Regions from separate parts of the Homo sapiens genome. Here region 1 is linked to region 2. Evidence: read pairs that join two places in POLR2A ChIA-PET (ENCODE). Cell type or tissue: OCI-LY7. All regions are shown on one strand. Each heading gives the region's core, and the rest is flanking DNA. Links, peaks and the distances in the headings are about the cores only. Region 1 has its middle 22 kb from the start of MTRF1. Region 2 overlaps ELF1 (E74 like ETS transcription factor 1).

Region 1 (2,813 bases), core at 108-2,607, 270 kb after region 2:
TTCAAATAATATTGCTTAAAGGGCAGATTGACATGCCTCCTGTTTTACAGCACTAGGTGGGGGAAACATTCCCCAGTTGGGTACAATGTCCATCCCCATAACACAATCAGGTAAGACGCAACCACATTACATTGTGTTCAAACACACTAACTTTTCTATAAACCTTTACCTTAATTCTATCAACACTTTCCTATCTGTAGCCTCCATTAGAACTTTACAGCCCATGAGTTCAAGACCAGCCTGGGCAACATGGGGAGACACCATCTCTACAAAAAAATTAAAAGTTAGCTGATTAGGCCTAGCACGGTGGCTCATGACTGTAATCCCAGCACTTTGGGAGGCTGAGGTGGGAGGATCACCTGAGGTCAGGAGTTTGAGACCAGCCTGGCCAACATGGCAAAACTCCATCTCTACTGAAAAAAAAAAAAAAATGCAAAAATTAGCCAGGCCTGTAATCCCAGCTACTCGGGAGGCTCAGGCAGGAGAATCACTTGAACCTGGGAAGCAGAGGCTGCAGTAAGCAGAGATTGCACTCTAGCTTGGGTGACAGAATGACACTCTGTCTCAAAAAAAAAAAGAAATTAGTGATTAGGCCACTGCACTCCAGCCTGGGTGACACAGTGAGACCGTGTCTCAAAAAAAAAAAAAAAGGAAAAAAAATTTCTCTGATAATCTACAGGATACATTTGGCAGTTTACTTTAATAGTCAACAGGCTCTAAATTAATTAATTAATTTTGAGACAAAGTCTCCCTCTATCACCAGGCTGGAGTGCAGTGGCGTGATATCGACGCTGGAGTGCAGTGGCGTGATATCAACTCACTGCAACCTCTGCCTCCCAAGTTCAAGTGATTCTTGTGCCTCAGCCTCCCGAGTAGCTGGGATTGCTGGCACCCGCCACCACAACTGGCTAACTTTTGTATTTTTAGTAGAGACGGGATTTCACCATGTTGGCCCGGCTGGTCTTGAACTCCTGACCTCGGGTGACCAACCAACTTTGCCTCCCTAAGTGCTAGGATTACAGGCATGAGCCACTGTGCCCGGCCTGTCAACAGGCTTTTAAGTTTACTCCCCTTGAGGAGGTATTATGATTCATGGCAACATCATCTCCCTGAGTAAATAATCTTATTGTGAGTTCCTCGAATTGTTGACTTACTGATTAACGTATGATCTACTGATACTGAAATGAAAAGGATGCTGATTTATTTCTGAATCATGAAGTTTTACTTATTGTCTGGCATGTGGACATTTTAGCTTATATGTTGCAATCTGTAGTCAATGATGGTATCCTCTAATGAAAAAGGACAACTCTGGTATGAGGAGTCCTCTTCCCTTCTTCTAAACTCTCCTATAAAAGCCTTCCAACTTGTAACAGACTCTGGAAAACTCCCAACTTGGTTGGCGTGTCTTCCTGGGTTGATCTTCACATTTGTCTTCCAGTAAACTTTTATCAAATTATTTCTGTCCCAACAGCCTTAATTTTGGCTGACATTTTTGGTGTAGCTGGCAGGAATTCAGAGTGATTTCCCTGGATCACCCAGCATGGCTTCTGACCCTCTGCAGGTACTGGCAACAAACCCATTGCATTACTGAACTTGATGGCCCTGCTGGATGCTACAGACGAGTTCCTTCAGAATCAATAAACTTCCCATCTTGATCAAAGTTCTGGTTTATTGAAGCTGGTATCCTCCTTGGCTAGGAGGTACAAAGACTCTTTCAGACAGAGAGTTACTGCTATGAGTTCAAGGTAAGGGTAGAATTCTAGGGCAGGGTAAAATAGGAGATCTGTGAATTGTTATTCTGGAATTTTGGGGAGAGACAACCTTTTCCTTTCTCCTTTTTGATTGCATGAAGTTGAGACACTCACTGCCTCCAGCCCAATGGGAAAACTGGGCCGGGCGTGGTGGCTCATGCCTGTAATCCCAACCCTGCAGATTGCCTGAGGTCAAGAGTTTGAGAACAGCCTGGCCAACATGGTGAAACCCCGTCTCTACTAAAAATACAAAAATTAGCCAGGAGTGGTGGCATGAGCCTGTAATCCCAGCTACTTGGGAGGCTGAGGCAGGAGAATCACTTGAACCCAGGAGGCGGATGTTGCAGTGAGCCGAGATCGAGCCACTGCACTCCAGCCTGGGTGACAGAGCAAGACTCTGTCTCAAAAAAAACAAACAACAACAACAACAAAAAAAAAAAAAAAAAAGGGAAAACTGAAACTAGCAGAGGTGTCAGACATACTACCCAAAATATGTAGCAATCTTATAGGAGAATCCTCACACAACTTTTTGCTTAGTTGACAGGCTTTCTAAAGACTGATCATCTCTTGCCAGTGAGCATCCTGCCACTTCTTTGGAAGTGATTTGGGAATCCAAGATACATAAAAGGATCTTTTCAGCCTGTTGGGTGAAATATATAGGAAGAAAGATTCTAGCCAGAACACTTGATCCACTACATAGTTTGTCTTGCTCAAAACCAAGATAGAAAATAGGTCTTCTAAGACTGAAGGTGCACCATCTCTGTCAACACCGGATGATTTTATGTATAATACTTACGGTTCTTCTACTTGCAAGTGCTTAGATAAGTGAACCTGCTAACCCAGGATAGTCATAAGCAGCATTGGCAAAATGGGGATTTAAAAACAATTGTTTTACCCATGACATTTTTATTCAGTTTGATTATTCCTTGTGAAATGAGTGTAAATTAATCTCTACTTCATATCTTATCAAAATACGATCTTCATCCTTTGATCACATCGAGTGTTTCACACACTCCACTCCAGTACACCCACAACTAAGAGCAGAATACTTCATTACAGGAA
Region 2 (2,813 bases), core at 247-2,746:
AGCTCCAATTTGTTAATGGATCTCAACTGGAAATTACTATTTATTCATCTAGAAGTATGCCTAGATCTTCTTAGTTATTTGGGACAGACACACAGTCTTATAACACTTACATCTGAATCTACCCAATCCCTCTTGCTGAAATAGGCAGTTAACTTTTTTTTTGAGACAAGGTCTTACTTTGTTGCCCAGGTTGGAGTATAGTGGCACGAACATGCCTCAGTGAAGCCTTGACCTCCTGGGCTCAAGTGATCCTCCCACCTCAGCTCCCCAAGTGGCTGGGACTACAGTCACTCACCATCATGCCTGGCTTATTTTTGTATTTTTAGTAGAGAAGGGGTTTCATCGTATTTTGCAGGCTGGTCTCAAACTCCTGGGCCCAAGTGATCCACCTGCCTTGGCCTCCCAAAGTGCTGGGATTACAGGCTTGAGCCACCGTGCCTGATCCCATTTTTAACTGATGCAGAGTTTTCATTTTTTTGAAATAGGAGGGTCTCACTATGTTGCCCAGGTCTCAAACTCCTGGGGTCATGCATTCCTTCAACCTCAAGTTCCCAAGTGGCTGGGACTACAGGTGCATCTCAGTGCCCCTGGCTCTGATGCAAAGTTTATTGCCACATTCTTTCAAGTCAGCTTTTACTACCGGTCAAATTAAACATTATTCCTCAAGATACTTATAAATGTGGGGCAAAAATAAACTATAGCTTACAGATAAAAATGTATTATGAGGCCAGGTGCAGTAGCTCCCACCTGTAATCCCAGGACTTTGGGAGGCTAAGGTAGGCGGATCACTTCAGGTCAGGAATTCAAGACCAGCCTGGCCAACATGGCAAAACCTCATCTCTACTAAAAAAATACAAAGATAAATTAGCTAGGCGCCATGGTGGGCACCTGTAATCTCAGCTACTTCGGAGGCCGAGGCAGCAGAATCACTTGAACCCAGGAGCCAGAGGTTGCAGAGAGCCGAGATTGTGCCACTCCACTCCAGCCTGAGCGACAGAGCAAGACTCTGTCTCAAAAAAAAAAAAAAAAAAAAAAAAGAGTATTATGAAACAGTTAAACCAAAGAGGATTCATCTATCTACCACCTAGCTTTATATTTTACCATAGTTTGTTTGTTTTTGTTTTTCTGTTTTGTTTTTAAGAAAAAAAGGTCATCTACAGTTAAAGCTTCCTCTAATATCCCTCTCCAGTCTCATTTTATTCCTTCTTTGACTATTCTAAGTTTGATTTTTTTTTCTTTTCTTTTCTTTTTTTTTTTTTTTAAGAGACAGATTCTTGTTTTGTCACTCAGGCTGAAGTGCAGTGGTGCAATCATATTTCACTGTAGCATTAACTCCTGGGCTCAAGCAATCCTCCTGCCTCAGCTTCTCGAGTAGCTGGAGCTACAGGAGTGTGACACCACACCTGGCTAACTTAAAAAAAAATTTTTTTTTTCTACTTGTAGAGACAGGGTCTTGCTATGTTGCCCAGGCTGGTCTCGAATTTCTGGCCTCAAGTGATCCTCCCACTTAGGCTTTCCAAAGTGCTCAAATTATAGGCATAAGCTACAGTGCCCACTTGTCAACTATTCTAAAATTGGTATCTTCTCTGTTATATATTTTTATAACTTTACTACATATATATCAAGATAGTAGGATTGCTTTTATATGCATAATTGGGAACATGTATTTATTAAAATTTATTTTTTATTCAAAATTATGTTTGAAATAACTCTAGTTAACAAATGACAAGCATACTGAATTGTTTCAGGGGTCAAATATATTGTTGTCTACAGCTTACCCTGAAATGCATCAACTGTCCATCTGTTTAGGGTCCTGGAGGATTTTACACCCCAGGGCAATATACCATAGAAAGATTCTGAATGGGTTAGAAGTCATCATCGGCAGATATCTGATCCTAGGAAAGATAATGAAGAACTCTAAATTACATTAAACTATCTATACTCTGCAAAGCCTTCACATCCCTCAATGTGAAGATACTGCTCTACAGAACTTCTACATTTATGTCCCGGGGAACCATGTACAAGTGTTCCCAAGCTCAAAATAATCTAATGCCATCAACAAGAGAGAATAAATACATTCTGGTACAGACAAACAATGGAATACTATATTGCAACGAAAAGTAACATAAGTCACAAAGCTGAATGAAAGAAGCAAAGTCACTACAGAATATATGGTGTGATTCATGTGTATAAAGTTCAAAGAGGTAAAACTATAAAGAAAAGATTATCGCAAAAGTCAGCATAGTAGTTATTTTTTAAAGGAAACAAACATGAATAGGAGTGGGGGCCTTCTAGGGTAATAGACATACTCTATATTTCTTAACATGGGTTGTTTCTCAAGATACTTATAAATATGAGGCAAAACTGTTTAAATAAAATACAAAATATTTACCCATGTTGTAACACTTTATAATTTTATTTAAACTCTATGTTTTATATATATTTTCCTACATGCACATTTCATTTTTAAAGAAAAAATAATGAATTGCCCCATTACAATACTAAACTTCCATTTAGTATTTTGATATAAAAAATAAGATGTACATAAATTGTTACACTTCATTTTAATAGTTTTATTATAAAATTTTATAGTTTTACTATTTATGGGATTGTTTTCTAAACCCAGAAACTAATTTTCTTTAATTATATTTATATTTTTAAAATTGTACCATGTAACAGCCCAGACATAATGATCACTATATGACTGGGCATCTATCACGTAGATACTGCAGCATGTAAAGTCATACTGGTGCCTGCTACTTTGAAGAGCTTCTAATATATAGAGTAGAACACAGGACGAGGACAAATCACAT

What was found. Peaks named below come from ENCODE experiments on the same cell type or tissue, not always from the same donor. Only the 100,000 strongest peaks of a DNase experiment are listed, where the experiment ranks them.
Region 1: POLR2A ChIA-PET joins it to region 2 with 7 read pairs; 3 of 35 experiments call an interaction of 5 or more read pairs at or near these places.

The regions. Positions count from the first base shown.
Region 1 is chr13:41,283,909-41,286,721 of GRCh38, forward strand. It overlaps a transcript of MTRF1 not described here. Among named protein-coding and RNA genes, the nearest start is that of MTRF1, 22 kb to the left of the region's middle. In OCI-LY7, for the core only: no CTCF peak of the experiment used is centred there; no DNase peak of the experiment used is centred there.
Region 2 is chr13:41,011,300-41,014,112 of GRCh38, forward strand. All of the region lies in intron 1 of ELF1 (E74 like ETS transcription factor 1), which reads right to left. Among named protein-coding and RNA genes, the nearest start is that of ELF1, 6.6 kb to the right of the region's middle. In OCI-LY7, for the core only: no CTCF peak of the experiment used is centred there; a DNase peak (open chromatin) is centred at 1,382; H3K4me3 peaks cover 2,325 bases; H3K27ac peaks cover 2,222 bases.